Linked DNA regions of Homo sapiens: region 1 is linked to region 2. Evidence: chromatin loops called from intact Hi-C (ENCODE). Cell type or tissue: heart right ventricle. All regions are shown on one strand. Each heading gives the region's core, and the rest is flanking DNA. Links, peaks and the distances in the headings are about the cores only. Region 1 overlaps AGR3 (anterior gradient 3, protein disulphide isomerase family member). Region 2 has its middle 52 kb from the start of AGR3.

Region 1 (4,407 bases), core at 220-4,219, 59 kb after region 2:
GAGCTCAGTAGCCCTAAAGTGACAAAGACTAAACTAGTTATTGCCCTTAAAGATTTTCCATGTCTGCATTAAGCAGCACTGTGATAACTATACGTCAAGGCATCAACATTCTGTGTGCTCACTTCTAAATATTTATTTAAAACTCTTGTTGAATGTTTTGAAAAAATATATTACATTTGTATGCCCTATTTTAAACAACTTAAAGGTTCTATTATTTCAATTGATAAGAAACTAATTTAACACAGAAGATGACTGATATTAGCTGAGAACACCATTATTGAGAATTGGTTTATATTTGGCAAAGTCTTTTACCATCTATTGCTACATGGGAGATAATGGAGAGAATGAGGCTCAGAATGAATGAAGATTAAAGGTAGGGGTGAGTGGGAGAAGTCTGGATACAGTATAAAGAGTGGCATATGGAGCCCCTTAGAGCACAGGGCAGCACTAGTTAAGTAGAGAAGGCAGTAAGGAGAAAAGGAAGATTAATTAGAAAAAGGTAGAAGAAGGTTCAGGGAGAAAAAAATACACACACATAGAATGATCCAAAAAAAATCCAATTTCCTTTGAATCAGAATTGCTGAGTACCTAGTCCAGTGATTGGCGGATAGTAAATATTTAATAAATATATGTTAGATAAATGAATAAAATCTCAAAAGACAAGAAAATATAGCCAGAGATAGAGATAGGGCTAGAATTAGAGTAATGAGCAGAAGCCATGAAGTGCATTTAAACTGTGTAACAGCTTTGACCTATTGTGATTATAACAGAGTAAATAAAAAATCATTATAATGCAATATGGCTTTTCTACAGAGCTATGGACAATTTGTTGAGAATAGGGATTATATTGCTCTATGTTTGTATTCCCACTGCTTTGTGGAGTAAGTTATGCAGCAGATGTTCCTTTACTGTTTGTGGAACTAAATTGAGCAGGAGCAGAGAATAGAAATTTTCCCCACTGCTAATGCTCCATCATTGAATGATATTTGCAACAGAAGAGGGAAAATTCAGCAGAGGCCTCGTCTCACTTGCTGTTTTAGAATAACTTTTACTTAATGCAAAATGTGATGTATAGATATTGCATGTGTTCAACCAAAGTTGGAAAGAGAATCTTTCAGGATTATTACAGAGAGCAAGAGTTCCTGTTAAGATGTGGCATTAAACTAACAAGAGATGTTTTTCAATGTTAAGATTTTAAATCAGGCAAAAAAAAACAAAAAACAAAAATGTTGCTGGTGAGTATATAAAATGATGCATCTACTTTAGAAAATAACCCGGCAGCTCCTCAAAAAGCTAAATACAGAGTGACCATTTGATCAGCAGTTCCACTCCTAGGTATATACCCAAGATAAATGAAAATATATACCACTGAAAAACTTGTATATGTATGTTCATAGCATCATTATTCATAAAAGACAAAAAGTGGAAACAACCCAAATATCATTAACTGATGAACAGATAAATAAAATATGGTATATTCATACAATGGAATAATATTTGACCATAAAAAATGAATTAAATAATAATACATGGCACTATAAGGATGAACCTTAAAAAGGTTATGCTGAGTGAAAAAATCTAGTCACAAAAGCCTACATATTGTATGATTCCATTTATATGAAATGTCCAGCATAAGCAAATCTATAGAGACAGAAAGTAGATTAGGGGTTTCTTAGGGCTGTGGCATTTGAAGAAAATGGGGAGCAGGTGATAGCTAAATGGTATAGGGTTTCTTTTTGAGGAGATGAAAATGTTCTAAAATTGATGTGATGATGGTTGCACAACTTCGTGGATATACTGAAAAAAGCACACATTTTCTTTTTTTCTTTTTTTTTTTTTTTTTGAGATGGAGTCTCGCTCTGTTACCCAGGCTGGAGAGCAGTGGCGCAATCTTGGCTCACTGCAACATCCACCCCCAGGTTCAAGCGATTCTCCTGCCTCAGCCTCCCGAGTAGCTGGGACTACAGGCACATGCCACCACACCCAGCTAATTTTTGCATTTTTAGTAGAGACAGATTACACTGTATTGACCAGGCTAGTCTTGAACTCCTGACCTCAAATGATCCACCCACCTTGGTCTCACAAAGTGCTAGGATTACAGTCATGAGCCACCATGCCTGGCCAAAAGTATACGTTTTCAATAGGTGAGTTGTATTGGCGTATGAATTTTATTTCAATAAAGCTGTCGCCAGAAAACAAACATGAAAAACAAGCAAAAATCATGGAATCATATTTATCAAATTACTATCATATTTACCATGATATTAAAGCCAGAAACTGTGGTCTGACAACATTTGAAATGTACAAGAAAACCTGGGCCCAAACTGACTTCCAAATATTGCTAATTTTCACATTAATTCAATCTCTCTCATTCGTAGACTGAGACACTTCCTGAAAATACTCAGTAATGTTTTTGGAGGTTCTGCACATTCTTCTACTTGATGATTTTATCTTTAATTGCTTATACACATTCCCAACTATTCATACCATTTCTTTAAGGCTAATGGGTTCTCTCTATATTCATTGCTTTCTGTTTTTTCTCTCCATTCTTTTGGGTGTTTCCAAAACACATGCGTTTTATTATGTCTCTTGGCCATGAAATTCCCACACAAGAATTTTTTCCATGTCAGAATTCAAAGCAAAACTTGGAATTCCCTTATTTCACAACGTATACTGACTTAGAAGAGGTCAACATCTCTTGGGACCCAAAATAGGAGGGCATTGTAGAGTACAGCCGAAAGGATTCCTAATAATATTACAAAGTATGCAAAGATGAACTGTTACTTTCCAAGCGTTCCTAAAGCCACAGCTTTTACATTATCCAAAGATGTCCTTTCAATCAGCTCTAATCATAACAACATGTATTGAGTACTTACTGGGTTCAAGGCCATGGGCCTCGAGGTTTGAAATGCAGTAGCAAAACCTCAGTACTGCAATCTAAAGGGAAATCACCTCCATATCTTGTGAAAATTGTGTGTCCTCTGCACCATATGTCAGCCAACAGCTTGATGGCTTAGTTAAATATCTGTAGGTAGATATCTGATTATTAGATACCCATTTCCGAGCTCTTCTCTAGTTCTGGGTTACTGCATTGATTTCTCTCTTCTATTTCAGGATGGGGAGATGACATCACTTGGGTACAAACTTATGAAGAAGGTCTCTTTTATGCTCAAAAAAGGTAACATGCTTCTCAGCTCATTTTTTTCCTTTTATTTGTAGTAGACTCATAATAATTGTACATATTTATGGAATATAGAGTGATATGCTGATACATGTACACAATGTGTAGTGATCAAATCAGTGTAATTAGCATATGCATCACCTGAAACATATCATTTCTTTCTGGTGGGAACACTCAAAATCCTCTCTACTAGCTTTTTAAATATATACAATAAACTATTGTTAACTGTATGTACCCTATAGTGCTGTAGAATACTACTCAAACTTATTCCTCCTATCTAGCTATATTTTTGCATCTATTAATCAACCTCTCCTTATCCTTCCAGCTCTGAACCCTCCCCAGCTTCTAATAACCAGAGTTCTACTCTCTACTTCTATTAGTACAACTTTTTTTTAAGCTACTCTATATGAGTCAGAATTTGTGGTATTTATCTTTCTATATCTGACTTATTTCACTTAACACATCCTCCAGGCTCATTCATGCTGCTGTGAATGAGAGCATTTCATTATTTTTATGTCTGGGTAGTAGTCCACTGTGAATATATAACATGTTCTCTTTATCCATCCATCCATTGATGGACATTTAGGTTGATTCTATATCTTGGCTATTGTGAATAGTGATTCCATAAATATGGAGATGCAAATATCTCTTTGATATACTGATTTTTTAAATAAATACTCAGTAGTAGGAAAGCTGGATCATATGGTAGTTATATTTTTAGTTTTCTGAGAATCCTCTATATGTTTGCATAATGGCTGTACTAATTTACATTCCTACCAACAGTGTATAAGAATTCCCTCTTCTCTGCATCCTCACCAGCATTTGTTATTTTTTGTCTTTTTGATAATATCAGTTCTAACTGTGGTGGGATAATATCTCATTGTGGTTTTGATCTGCCTTTCCCCGATGATTAGAGATGTTGAGAATTTCTTCATATCCTTGGCCATTTGTGTGTCTTCTTTTGAGAAATGTCTATTCAGATCTTTTGCCCATTTTAAAATCAAATCATTTGGGGTTTTTTGTTGTTGAGTTGTTTGAGTTCCTTGTATATTCTAGATATAGGCCCATGTCGAATGAATAGTTTGCAAATAATTTCTCCTATTCTACAGTTTGTCCCCTTATGCTTTTGTTTCCTTTGCTGTTCAGATGCTTCTCAGGTGACATAGTCCCATTTGTCTATTTTTGTTTTTGTTGCCTGTGCTTTTGAAATCTTACCCATACATTTT
Region 2 (4,407 bases), core at 216-4,215:
GGCAACAGAGTGAGACCCTTGCTTTACATAAAATAAAAAATAAAACACAGGAAAAGGGAAAGTAGCACCCCAAAGGAATAAAATACACTGAAATGCTCAACCATTTTAAATACTCAGTAAATGCTTGTTGAACACACTCTGTAAATTTAGAGTTATTCAACTGCTGTGTATTCTTTAACTTGATTATTTCATTGTCTACAGATGAGTAATTCTTCATATCTTGTCTACATCTCTCTAAATAGAGCACTTTCTTCCTGCTCCCTGCCTCTCAAGAGACTAAGCATAGGTAAAGTGTAGCCTAAATATGTCCTTACCTGCTGGCATGACCTTGGCACCTGGGAGAGGCAGAATCTTGGCACAGTTAACATTTACATCATCACAGCCCTTACAAGGCTGAACTCTATAAGGAAGTTACAAAAATCAGAGCTAGCCTGAGACTGCTCCTAATTCTGATCATGTTGTGAGTATGTGCATTATTCACATGGTGTCGTTTGGAATTGTTGTAACTTAGCATATAAATTCATTACTTGATTTTTATAATCTTTTATATACACAGGAGGTCTCCGTATTATATTTCCATTTTAAATATATGTCCTTATTGCTTTGCTTACTCTTTAGTCCCTGGGAAATATGATGGATTTTTTATTTTTAATTTTTTTTTTTTTACAAAGTCAAGTTTTCACAAAGTGTGGTCTGTGAGTCAAACACTCAGCGGTGCTTGGTAATAGCGAGTCATCTGGGTGTTACTCCAAACCCAAGCAATTAAAAGTAGGCCTCCCAGGCATCTGCATTTTAACGTGTTCCCCCTTGGTGACAACTGGATCTTGAATATTTGTACATAAGTAAGTACTGTCAGAGATGCAAAATAAATGCCTTGAGCCACCCATGTGCTGGGGGGAGAGGACACTGGGAGGAAGACCCCACTCCATTTCCTTGTCAAATGCAGAGGGAGTGGTGTGGCAGCTGCACACCCTGGCGGATGGAGTGCCTTAGGCCCCTTGAGCGGAGTTACCACTATGGGAGTGTAATCTTGAAGTAGCCCATGGGTTTAAGGGTTGGGTCCAAGTTTTGTCAAGAATATGCCTTAATTAGGGAGTCATTGTTTTCCTTTATAACCTTACTGTAGGATGAACACACACACACACACACACACACACACACACACACACAAAGGGCAAAATCCATTCCTCCCTGCCAGATGGGTTAGCATCCAATGTTTTCTAGAAGGGGCATGGGTGGTTCAGGACTGCAAGTGTACATCCATAGGGAGAATTAATTCACCACACATAAAGGTGAGAAAATCCTCCACAGGATAATGTATATTCGCATTTTTGTTTATCAGAAAATGTTGATTTTCTTCCTTAAGCAGAAAACAAGTTTGTTTTGATGAAGATCTTTATGACTATTGAAGTGTAAACATGCATAAACAACATGCAGCACCACCTTCCCAGCCAAGAGTGCAGCACATCCTCTTACCTTCACACTCGAAAAAGGGATCAACAAAAGTGATAGGTTATTTTAAGGTAGAATCAAATGTGACCGGACATTTTAGTATTTCAACAACAGCTTTATAAATAACTTAAAAGCAGCGGACTCCATAATGGGGAGGGATTCTGATAAAACAAAAATAATATTTTCAAATTTTAACAAAGTGTGAGTATGCTGTCGGTACTTAGCTACACACATTATGGATGGGGGAAGGGAGGAATTACCCTTAGGTAGGGGCACCAGGAGAAAGAGGAAGCTGGATATCAAAAAGGGAAGCAGCTCAGAAGGAATAAAAAGGGTGTGGGAAGAGGTAGTGGAGCAGAGGAAGTGGCTGTGCCTGCCCCCAAACCCACAACAGAGAGACAGGGGAAATAAGCCACCAGCCTCGGAGGAGATGTTTCACAGCACAGATGCTGAAAAGTGCAGTCATCTTCATGCCCCATCTCACAACATCTCAAATGGCTGCTGTGTGCCCCTTTGGTTTTCCACTTGGGAAAATGGCACCATGAAAATGTCCACTGTTCTGACAATGTTTTCTGGCTCAGATGACAACCTAGAAGAGGCCTAATGTAAAGTATTTTAGGCATTTTTTGTTGTTGTTTCATTTTATTGTCAGCAGTGAAGCAAAACCACTTGAGGCTTTGAGTGCACAACTGGCACATTTAGTTCAGTCTCATCACAATGGTACTCGAAGTCGAGACACAACAGAAACCAACATGGGAACGGCAAGAAGGAAAGAAGGATATAAAAAGCCCTGTGGCTCTTAGTACAGAGGAGGCATTTCTCATTTGGTCTCACCATCTTAAGTTGTAGTTAATTTTAAGAAATCAGTTAGTATGACTTTACAAAGCTCTAATCCAGTGAGCATTTTAGTTATTTTTGTTGGCCTTCCAAGGTATGAGCCATGTCCCTTTGTTCTTTTTTATCTTTTGGCTTACAGAGAAACCAACCCACCCTCTGCTCCTTGAGAAATACAAGCCAAATTCCTTCTGAGACAGGTCAAGAAGAAATGAATTCTTTATTTTTAGTTCCTATTTCCAAGGTAATATAATTTGGCAGAAACAAACAAAAAGGTATAGGGCAAAAATTAACCCACAGCAGAGCCTTTGCTGATGCCTGCCATCAATCTAGATCACTGTCCCCACTGGACAGCCTGCACAAACTAGGAGCAATGGTAGCACACTTGTCTTCAAGGTGTTCACTCAGGCTGGGTGCAGTGGCTCACACTTGTAATCCCAGCACTTTGGGAGGGTGAGGCAGGAGGATTGCTTGAGCCTAGGAGTTCGAAACCAGCCTGGGCAATATAGAGAAGCCCTGTCTCTACCAAAAAATAAAATAAAATAAAATAATTAATTAGCTGGGTGTGGTGGCATGCACTTGTGGACCCAGCCACTTGGGAGGCTGAGGTGGGAAGATCACTTGAGCCCGGGAGATTAAGGCTGCAATGAGCCATGATTGCACTACTACATTCCAGCCTGGAAGACACAGGGAAAAAAAAAAAAAAAGAAAAGATGTTCATTCAGCTCAGCCTGAAAATATCCTCTCACTAGTAAGAGTGAAGCAGCTGCAAAGAATACCAGGAGAAATGCAAAGTTCTCTCTAAAAGCAAACAGGCCTAAACCACTCAAAGCACTCTGCACTGAATGGTACTATTTAAATAAAAAATAAATTATATTCTTCATATTGTTTCAAGCATTTATAATCATAACCAACTTATAAACCCAGAAATGTTGATCATTTCTAATGTTGAAAAGTAAACTCAACTAAAGAAGTAAACTAATTCATTTGCTATCTCAACCTATGCCTAAAAATGTTAATACTACTATTTAAATCTTAAGTATACATAATACAGTTAAATTTTGAAAATATTTTAATTTTATGTAAAAAATGTTTGCTTCTTTCATATTACTGACTAGTTCTTTAAAAAAAAATTCTAAATCTTGTGCAAGATACATATCAAGGATCTGGAAAATGTTGTCACAATCAGAAAACTGAGATTCCTATAAGAATCCAAGGGGTTTTTTTGAAGAATAAAAATAAACACCAAAAACTTTTCTTCTCCTTCTTCATGCATTGACTTCCAAGAGGAATCAATTTTGTCTTTCTTAGTAGTTACAGGGTTTAATGATGTTTCTTTCTAGTAAGAGTAAAATAAGTTACGTCAGTTAGATCAAGATTTTTAGGAAAAAATAAAGGATGGGATTCAGAAATAAAATACTCAAATGAGGAAAGGAGAAGGAAAGGCACCTTTAGGACTACAACAGTGGGCTTGGAATGAAGGTAAAAGAGAAGGTAAAAGGTAGAAAAAAACCGGAAAGAGGTTTCTATGCCATATCAGCTATGTCTGACAGTGAGAATCAAATAGGAACATCATGCTGGGAAAGAATATTCGGAAGAGAGGATATAGTTCAGGTGAAAGATCTTGACTAGCCTGAAGAATCAAAATGCCATAAGCAACAAATATAGTAAAGGCATTAATTCTTCAAAGTATTTAAAGAGCAAGTTAAGAAAGTAATACTACAGGCATAACTTGTTTTATTGCACTTTGCTTTATTGTGCTCTGAAGCTACTGTGTTTTCTTACAAATTGAAGATACGTGGCAACTCTACATGAGCAAGGATATCAGTGCCATTTTTCCAACAGCAGGTGTTCACTTTGTGTCCCTGTGTTACATTTTGGTAACTCTCAAAATATTTCAAACTTTTATTATTGTTATTATTAACTGTGATGGTGACCTGTGATCAATACTTCATATTACTATTGTAATTGTTTTAGGGCACCACAAACTACACCCATATAAGACAGCAAACTTAACAAATATTGCTTGTGTTCTGACTGTTCTACTGAACCGCCACTTCCCTGTCTTTCTGCCCTCTTTGGCCCTCCCTATTCCCCAAGCCACCACAACATTGAAATTAG

The links. Hi-C counts contacts between places; a loop is a spot of excess contacts. Peaks named below come from ENCODE experiments on the same cell type or tissue, not always from the same donor. Only the 100,000 strongest peaks of a DNase experiment are listed, where the experiment ranks them.
Region 1: it touches region 2 in a loop (5-fold over the local background); 1 of 110 quality-filtered maps calls a loop at or near these places.

Annotation. Positions count from the first base shown.
Region 1 is chr7:16,872,551-16,876,957 of GRCh38, reverse strand. AGR3 (anterior gradient 3, protein disulphide isomerase family member) reads left to right here. Exons shown (of 8, transcript NM_176813.5): 3 at 3,115-3,178. Among named protein-coding and RNA genes, the nearest start is that of AGR3, 7.2 kb to the left of the region's middle. In heart right ventricle, for the core only: no CTCF peak of the experiment used is centred there; no DNase peak of the experiment used is centred there.
Region 2 is chr7:16,931,472-16,935,878 of GRCh38, reverse strand. No RefSeq gene overlaps it. Among named protein-coding and RNA genes, the nearest start is that of AGR3, 52 kb to the right of the region's middle. In heart right ventricle, for the core only: no CTCF peak of the experiment used is centred there; a DNase peak (open chromatin) is centred at 1,871.